Regions from separate parts of the Mus musculus genome. Here region 2 is linked to region 1. Evidence: chromatin contacts called from ENCODE Hi-C data. All regions are on one chromosome and are shown on one strand. Each heading gives the region's core, a stretch centred on a gene start or an enhancer-like site at or near the end of the contact. The rest is flanking DNA. Distances are from core to core; before and after follow the strand shown.

Region 1 (4,253 bases), core at 709-3,208:
ACAGACACAGGAAGTTTCAGGATGTCTTCCCACCGAGACTTGGGCTGGGCAGATGCAGACTCACTCAGCAGGCCCTTCAAGTGCTTCCTTGGAAATGAGTGTGAAGACTTTACCCAACAGCATCTTAAAATGAAATGTGCAGAGACAAGGTGGCTAAACAGCAGATAATGCCGCTCATCTCCCAGTGTAAATCCCTGCAGAGAAAGCATCCTGTGGGGAAATTATCCCATGAGTCTACCAGATACTGATCAATATAATGAATTGGCCCCTTTGCTGTAGATGGAAGGGCCTTTGTCATTCTACTTTATGTCAAACCTAAGAAGTCTGGGTAAAGGAAAAACACAGCATCAAAGCTTCCTCTTAATATCTCTCTTAGAGTCCAGTGGACTTTTCTCTTAGAAGGAGAAAGAAAGTTAAAAGAACTCGAGAGTAAACCGTGAAAAAAAAAATACAGATCCAACCCTTAGGAAACGTTAGCAAGGCCTGGACAACCAAACAGCCAATGTGGGAGCAAGTGTGTAGCTTTAGTAATTGCTTTTGGTTCAACACAGGATCTTAAGGGACAAGCGAATTGGTGTTCCTCCAGAGAACTGGATTTTCAACATCTTTAATGGCCCAGAGGTGATGAGAGAGATCTCTACTTTACCAGGAGTATCTTGGGTCAACTGCAGAGGGAAAGAAATATTACGCATATGATATTGGCACCAAAGTTAGAAGCACTTCTCAGCACAGCAAACTGGACACCTTCTCCACAATGCTTTCCACAGGCTGCCTACTTGCTGGGACAAGGCATTCTTGTGTCCTAGCTATTTTTTTTTTCAGATGTTCCCACTTGCAAGGCATTCTAGAGCATAGACGATCTTGTTGATAAAGTAAAGAAACCTGAACACCCTCTCCTTTGCTCCCTCCCCTCTCCGCCCCCCCCCCCACTTCTTCCACAATCTTGCTTTGCTTCAAGGAGCGGAGAAGGTTAACAAGACAAACCAGAGGACTTTTGCTTTATCTCCCCACCCCCATCCGCCGCCGCCCTTGAAAATATGTCTGTTCTGGATATTAACCCGTGGCTATGTCACAGTTTCATAACCGTATTCTTTACCTCACGCACACACTGACACACTATCCAAGGACAACATATATCAAAACCAGTCATTTCAGGCAACTTCGCTACAGGACCCTCTACCGACACTACCCTTACTCGACGATATCCGGGAAACCTCCACCAGCGGGCGAGCCGAGCGACACTGTTCCCAAGCAACACGTAAACTTTCTCTCCCGGACTGTTTCCCACATGTTCGCGAGATGGAGCCTCCTCAAGCCACAATCAATTTCACACCAAGAGCAAACTTTGCGCACATCTCCACCGGCAAGTCCGCTTCTCCTAAAACTGTGGGAGTCCCCTTGCCACATCCACCAATGAGAAGCCTGGAAACCTCTGCCGGCAGCCAACTCCCCCCCCTTTACGCTAGCACCGGAGTTCCAGCAGAGGCTCGGCGGAGCTGCGCGCGCCCACTCGCCATCCCCCTTCCCCAGCCCCTTCGCGCTCCGCGGCTCGGGCGACCACTTGCAGAGAACCCGTTCCCTGGTACGCGGAGACCGGGAGGACGCGTGACCGCGGGCGGCCCCGCCGCAGCTACTCACTTGTCCGCTCTCTTCATTCATTCAACTCCGCCGAAGTGCAGTTCCCTCCGGGAGCAGAGGAGCCCGGGTCCGCGGGAGCGCTGCGGAAGCGGGGCGCGGAGAGCCACACGCAGCCAGCCCGGCCGCAGGAGAGGGAGGCAGCCAGCGGGGCCGGAGAGAGGGACGCGGAGCTGTGCGGAGCCGCGGGGCGGACTGGCCCTGGCCGCCAATGTGCCTTTGTTTATGTGGCTCGAGCTGCTGCTGCCAACATGCACCTAAAGTCTGCGCGCGTCAGCCCGCGTCAGCGGCCCGCGGTCCAATCGCCGAGCCGCCGCGCTCCCCGGACTCCTGGCCCGCGCTCGCTTTGGTATATTTCCGACCTGACGTCACGACTGGGGCTGATTTTAAGGTGGGAACGGTTCACCTTGGTAGCCCACTTGGGTGGATTTTTTTTTTTTCCGAAAGAAGTGTGACTTCTGCAACCCAGGTCCGTGAAGTCCGTGGTGATGCTACGCTCCACCTGCCCCTCCCCCGCCCCAGACCTTGCGTCCTCACACGTGGGGAGGGTGCAACAAAAGCTTGAACGGAAAAGAACACTCGCGTGGGCCAGGTAGCTAGCACCTGGGCCGAGAGGGCAGAGGTGTGCCTTGCAGCTCCCCAACATACCCTCCTCACACCCTTTAGCAGAAGTGGAGACAGTTGTCCCGTGGCTCGTAACTCTCCAAAGACTTGGGCGTTAGATGGGATTCCCCTAGTCCGTGCATCCCCCTTCTCCCTTTTTAAAAACCCACTCTTCCTCCCGCTTCGAAGGATGAGAGGTCAGGCCCTTTCCCCTTCTTTACAGAAACTAAAAAGACGTACTATCTAAAGCAATGTGGGAGGAAGGAGGGTAGACAGTGAGCCAAGTCTTAGAGGACCCCACAAGTAGGAGTGAACTGTTGCCAGCTTTCTCTCGCAGACAATACATTAAAGGATCCGGCAACAGGTGCGCCTCCAGCCCAGAGGTGATCTGAACCATCGCCCCCAAGCCCCTCGGTCAACTCTTGACAGAGTTGACATTTCGCTGTGCCCACCAAGCCCTTCAGTCCCTTTCACAGGTTTCTGAAACGCAGGGGCTGTCGTGCCTGCAACCAAGAAGAAAGCATGGAGGGAGAAGCAGCAAGGGGAGTGGAGCTCGAGGCGGGGTGGGTCTCGCCCAAAACGGAGAGTATGTGCCCATTGCCCCAGCCCAGGGTCCGGGTGAACTGTGGGAGCGTGCCCTACCCCCGCGTTCCTCTCAATCGCCTCCAGCTCCGCTCTGCAAGACAATCCGCTCCCCCTCCTCCCAAGCGCGTGGATCTTTCTAGCAAAGGAATCGCAGATCCTCCAGAGGGCTAACCCTACTCCCAGTACCCCCGTGAAGCTGGCCAGACAGGCCTCTTCGGGTTTCTCTCAAGACCAGGAAGGGACTGAGGCCAAGGGAGAGCGACTTTGTAGGGTCCCCTTCTTCTCCCAGGACAGCGCTCCTCCTCCCCTTCTCCCGAGCGTTGGCTCGCTCCCAAGCTACCCGGGCGAGCGGTGTGTGTGTGTGTGTGTGTGTGTGTGTGTGTGTGTGTGTGTGTGTGTGCGCGTGCGTGTGTGTGTGTGTGTGTGTGTGTGTGTGTGTGCAATATACACCTCGGCCCCCTCTCGGTGATCCTAACACCCCGGGAGAACACCGCGGAACTCTCGGGGTTGTGGGGTTGCTCATTCCTAGCCTGCACCTCCGCCTTTGCCAGCTCCAAGCTGAGCGAGCCTGTGGCTGCAGAGGCGTTGCCATCGGGTGCCCTGCGGCTGCCCAGACAAGCCGCGGGCTCCACTGTGCATCGGCCTCCGGGAAACCTACGTGACCACCTTAAGTTTCCCCCAGATGTTGCGGCTGCCTCTCCAGCTGCTGCCGCTACGGCTCAGCGGTGCCCTAATGGGCGCGAGGAAAAAAAAAAAAAAAAAAATCCAGGAAGTGGGGGTGCAAGAGGGGGGCAGGGTGAAGAACAACTTATTAGTGTGAGCTCGGCAGCGTCAGCGCCCCGTGGGCAGGAGCGATTCCACGCGAACGAAAGGGAAAAAGTGAGAGTTTGGAGAGCAATGGAGAAGGAAGGGGTGGGGGTGGCGGTGACGCAGGGGCGCAGGCATTGACGCACCGGCCAGGCTGGGCCCAAAATAGAAGCAACTCCAGCTCACAGGCGCCCTCCCGGGTTCCCTTCCCCTTCCGTGAGGGAGCAGGGTGCGGTCACCAGGAGCTTTCCTTGATCCTCGCGGTGGGCCAGGTTCCCGGCAGCTATCTTCAGACAGTCGGAAACCCAAGCTTAGCGACACTGGGGTGGAAGTTATTATTTTTTAATACAGTTCCAGGAGAGCGGGTATCAGGAGTTTAAGGTCGTAGCCACAGACCTCCCTACACAAAAGCGGCTAAGTAGATATGTTGCCCTCTGCAAGCTTCTCTCCCCGAGTCATTAAAAACACATTCAGTTTAGGTTGAGTTGAGTCTGGGGACATTTTAAAAATGCTCTCCTAGAGTGAGGAAAGAGGGCCTGGAGTTCTTATACTGAACACCAAGGAGCAAGCACAGTAACGAGGGTTTTTCTTTAGCAACCTCCAGTGCTTGGTTTCCTGATAAG
Region 2 (4,253 bases), core at 498-2,997, 1.0 Mb after region 1:
TAACCCTTCTCCAGCCCTCAGGGCTGACATATAGTTTGATTTACCTGGCAGGGACTGGCAACGTGTAAAGCCTGAGCTGAGAACAAGATCTGGAAAGATTCCCTCCGTGGTGCAGTTATTAACAGTATTTTTCCTGGTAAGTGATATATGCCGAGAACAAATAGTAGGATAGCAAATGATCAGAATTTGGTGTAATGGCTTTGTATTAAATAGAAAGAGAAACAGACTGCTCTCTGTTTAGAATCTGAGTAAACCCGTTGGCGTTTCCTGTGTTGCCCATTTATAAATCGATACAGATGTTCACCAAACTTTGTATTATAAAAACACGTTGGATTGAGAATGACAATCAACTACTAGCAAATGAGCTTCATCACTGTGGAAAATGCCAAGGAATCCACTCACCACATCAGGTCCTGACTCTCCCCTACGCTTCAACTTTGTAATGCTGAAGTTAGATGAGCTCAGAGGAGAACACAATATGCACAATGTAGTAAGCCACAAAGCTGTGTTTTAAGTCAGTTCTAAACATCTTGTGCATGACTGTTTATATAAATTCAAATACACACCTTGGACCTTATAGAAAAGTATATGATCAAAATACATAAAGTGGTATATAGTTCATTCTTATGTATTACAAATGGAAGACCAAAGATTCAGAACAAATTCACTAGACACATACTTTTCCAGTTGAGTTTTCATCTCTAAAGACATTTCATAAAAATTTTCGAACAGCCTTTATTGAGTGCTGAGTGCCCTGTACATTTCCTTACTTAAAGGGCAGAGGGTTCAAGGAAGTTGTTTCTGCTGTTACCTAATCAAGTGAATGGAGTTTAGTTTGATAGCTTCCTTTTCAGAAAGACATAATGTGAGGGGGGCAGCTACCAACTTGCTCTGTATGCCACAGCTACCAAGCAGCCCATTCACCTCCCCGAAATAGTCCTACTTCCCAATAGCCCAAGGTTCTATCATTGCTCCAGGACTGAAGAATTCACTTGGCTGACAGAGGTAGTGTTCAAGGAGAAGTCTTCTCTCGATTGTGAACTGACGGGGCCTGGAGGTAAGCCCAGAGGGAGACAATGAACAGACACACAAACGGAGGAGTGTTGATCGTGTGGGTTGTGTACCTGTAAACGACCTTCATGTTCATTGTTCTCAACAACTTTCATTTTACCTGAGCACATCTTTAAATGAAGATAAATATTTGAGTCTTACTTTAAAAAAAAAAAAAAGTGACTGTTTTTCTATCCTTCAACTGTGATACTATCTCTGGTAGACATGTCACCTCCCCCCTCACATGTACTCTCAGTCATTAACTCCTAAGTTAATTGGGTAGTAGACAGAGGTTCTCCTCAGGGAAAAGAACTCTCCTTTGAATAAGAACCGAAATGACTCCTAAGCGCGGGGAATAAGGCTGGTAGTCAAAGTTAACAGAGACACGCAGGAGCAGGTACCACTTTCAGCAGAGGTCAGGCAAACGTGAACACTCTAGACAGCGCAGCAACCTTACCTGCTTTCGTCCCCGGGGCAAAGTAGCTACAGTGTCTGCCAGCACTTGAATCCTTCGGTTGTCTTCCATCGTGAGCTGGCCCGTGAGGACGGAGTAGGAGCCGTAGGCAGAGTCAGCACAGTACTCCAAATTGCCATTGCTGCCCTGCCGCTGCAGAAACCTTTGCAGAGACATTGTGGGCAAAGATTAATCCCGCCAACACATGGTTCCCTGGCCTTGCAGGAGGGAGGAAGCGAAATGCACAGCCCTCTGACACGCAGTCGAAAAAGTAGCAAAGCCAACAGAACCCATGTGACTGCTGTGGTTTGAGACACTGTTGCACAAAGCCTATAGAGGAGGTCACTCCTACTCTCCAGTGCTCCTGAGAGAACCTTGCGTTCCTTTTCTACAATTAAAAAAAAAAAAAAAGAAAAAGAAAAAAATCAGTGTACTTTTCCTCCCTCAAACAGCCGGAACATAGAGTTTGATACTCTATGGCTACGGGTACTCAAAACAGAATTTTCCAGAGAAAGAAAAGAAAAGAAAACAACTTTGTTCAAGTTCGCTCATTTGCTTCCTACCCGTTTGCTCATTTAATATTAGCACCCCCGTGCACTTAACAGACTGTGCCCTCACTCACTCTTTTGGCTGTAAATGTCACAGGTGCTGGCCAGGTTGTTCTCTGGTAAAGTCCTTGTGGTGTTCCTCCCTCTACCTCATTAAAGTTCATCAAAAATGCATTCTGTCCCTAGAGCTGTAGCCGTTTGACATTCACCTAATTGCCTTTATGCCGCTTTATTCTTACCGCAATTACCCATCAGCTTTATAAGAACATAACGGGGAGGGGAAGGAAAGGCAGCGTATTTAGTGCAGAACATTGTTCGTATCTGGGGCTACTCATACCTACAACTTTAGGGGGGAAGAAAGCAGTGGGAAAGAAGGGGGTAGTCAAGCTGAGATAACACAGGATGGTTCCTGTGGCAGTGTGCCATCACGGTGGGGGGAGGGACTTGAAAACAGTTGCTTTTTTTATTTTTTAAATTTTGTATTTTTCAAGTAGTTGAAGATAACGGGTTTCACCCAGAAGCAGGAAAGTACGTAAAAGGCAGAATCAAAGCAAAAATAAAAAGGAGAAGTTTTAAATAGCACAGAAGTCAAACACGCACGTAAAAGTCGTTTGGAAGGTCACTACTAGAGTTTACAAGAGTTAGAAAAGCTCCGAGCTAGAATGGAATGCGTGCACTAGAACTCGAAGTGGGTTCAACCCAAGCAGAACTGGCCAAGTGTGAGTCATAAAGTCGTCAGAATTAATGAAAAGAGGAAGCCGGATCGGAGAACGGTAACGCTCTAACACAGCATGACTCCTTACTGTTGGAACTGAATAAGAATAGAAAGAAGACGATGTCCCTTAAAACATATAAAATCTAAGTTGGAGATTACAAGCACACATCCTTCTAGGGGGCAGATATGTGTAATTCAAAAGAAAGTGCTGGTAACTTTGGTAGCTTAACAATTTTTTTTTTCCTCTAGGAATTTTACAGTCAGGTAAATGTGTTAATACTTGCAAACATTGAATCAAGCCAAGTTCTATAGATGAAAACAGTAACTGTACAAATTCAGTGTTATGAGGTATTAGTCTGTAGATTGCAGACATTAATGATTGACTGGAAGCATGTTTCACTATATGCCATAAAATGCACCTAACATGCTGACTCTTTCAATAACTACATTTACATTTATATTCCACTAGTATTAAAAAAAAACAAAGGCACATCTGCTCCCTGCCCATACACATCAGTCAGGCCACACCCATGAATGTATTTACGAACTGGCCAACCATGATGGTTCGGGTCTCTCTTCTGATTCTTGAGGCCTGCATCGTGCCACTTACTACACACTTTGAATAATATCCCGATCAGTAGTGTCATCTGTGATAAAATGACTCATCTTCAATGACAACGAAGCTTTCAGACACCAAATTGTTGACTTACAGCAGTGTGTGACTGTGTAGGTTTTTAGAAGTTGTGGGCTTTTTTCCCCCTCTAGGATTTACCTTCCATCCCCTCTCAGCCTCTTCATTACTGTGAGAAGGGGATACAGTAGACAATCTGCTCAATCTGTCTACCATGCAGGTCTGAGGTGTCCTTCAGTGTCCATAGGACAGAAAGGACAGATTTGACGTTCCTTCTGCATTCTACTTTCTAAAGAGGCCCGTCAGACTTCTTCAGATCATCTCTTTAAGATCTAAATACCACATGTGGGTCATAGTCAGATACACTCACGACAGTTTCTACATTAATGTACCACATCCTCTCAGTTAGGAGAGACCAGGAGGCAACTTTTAACTTCAAGTTTACATTTTGTCTTAAATGTATAAACTGGAAAAGAAATGTCTCTCTGTGAGAACTAAAGGTTAGTTAAAAAGAAAGGAGTTATATGTTAAAAACTAATTGAATTGTAATTTCCTGAACCATCATGGAAGTAAATCCAACCTAATGAAAAGGAAGAAAATGAAAGAAAGAAAGAGAGAGAGAGAGAGAGAGAGAGAGAGAGAGAGAGAGAGAGAAAGGAAGGAAGGAAGAAAGAAAAAAGAGAAAAGGGAAGGATGGATAGGAGAGAGAGAGAGAGAGAGAGAGAGAGAGAGAGAGAGAGAGTCATATCGTATTCCAGAGGGGTTATCTTGTTCCTCCTTCAAGGGTAATCTGAGTGTGGGAACAGAATTCTTTAAAAGCCTGTGCCACGTTTTCCAAAAATTTACTTTCCATTG

What was found. Hi-C counts contacts between places; a loop is a spot of excess contacts on that map.
Region 2: a map of v-Abl transformed pro-B cells shows a loop between it and region 1 (7-fold over the local background). The contact joins the promoter of Cytip here to the promoter of Nr4a2 in region 1. A Hi-C loop is called at or near these places in 2 of 37 maps with a recorded cell type or tissue (T-helper 1 cell and v-Abl transformed pro-B cells).

The regions. Positions count from the first base shown.
Region 1 is chr2:57,113,080-57,117,332 of GRCm38, forward strand. Nr4a2 (nuclear receptor subfamily 4, group A, member 2) reads right to left here and starts at 1,959. Exons shown (of 8, transcript NM_013613.2): 1 at 1,639-1,959.
Region 2 is chr2:58,158,375-58,162,627 of GRCm38, forward strand. Cytip (cytohesin 1 interacting protein) reads right to left here and starts at 1,748. Exons shown (of 8, transcript NM_139200.4): 1 at 1,508-1,748. The coding sequence starts at 1,681.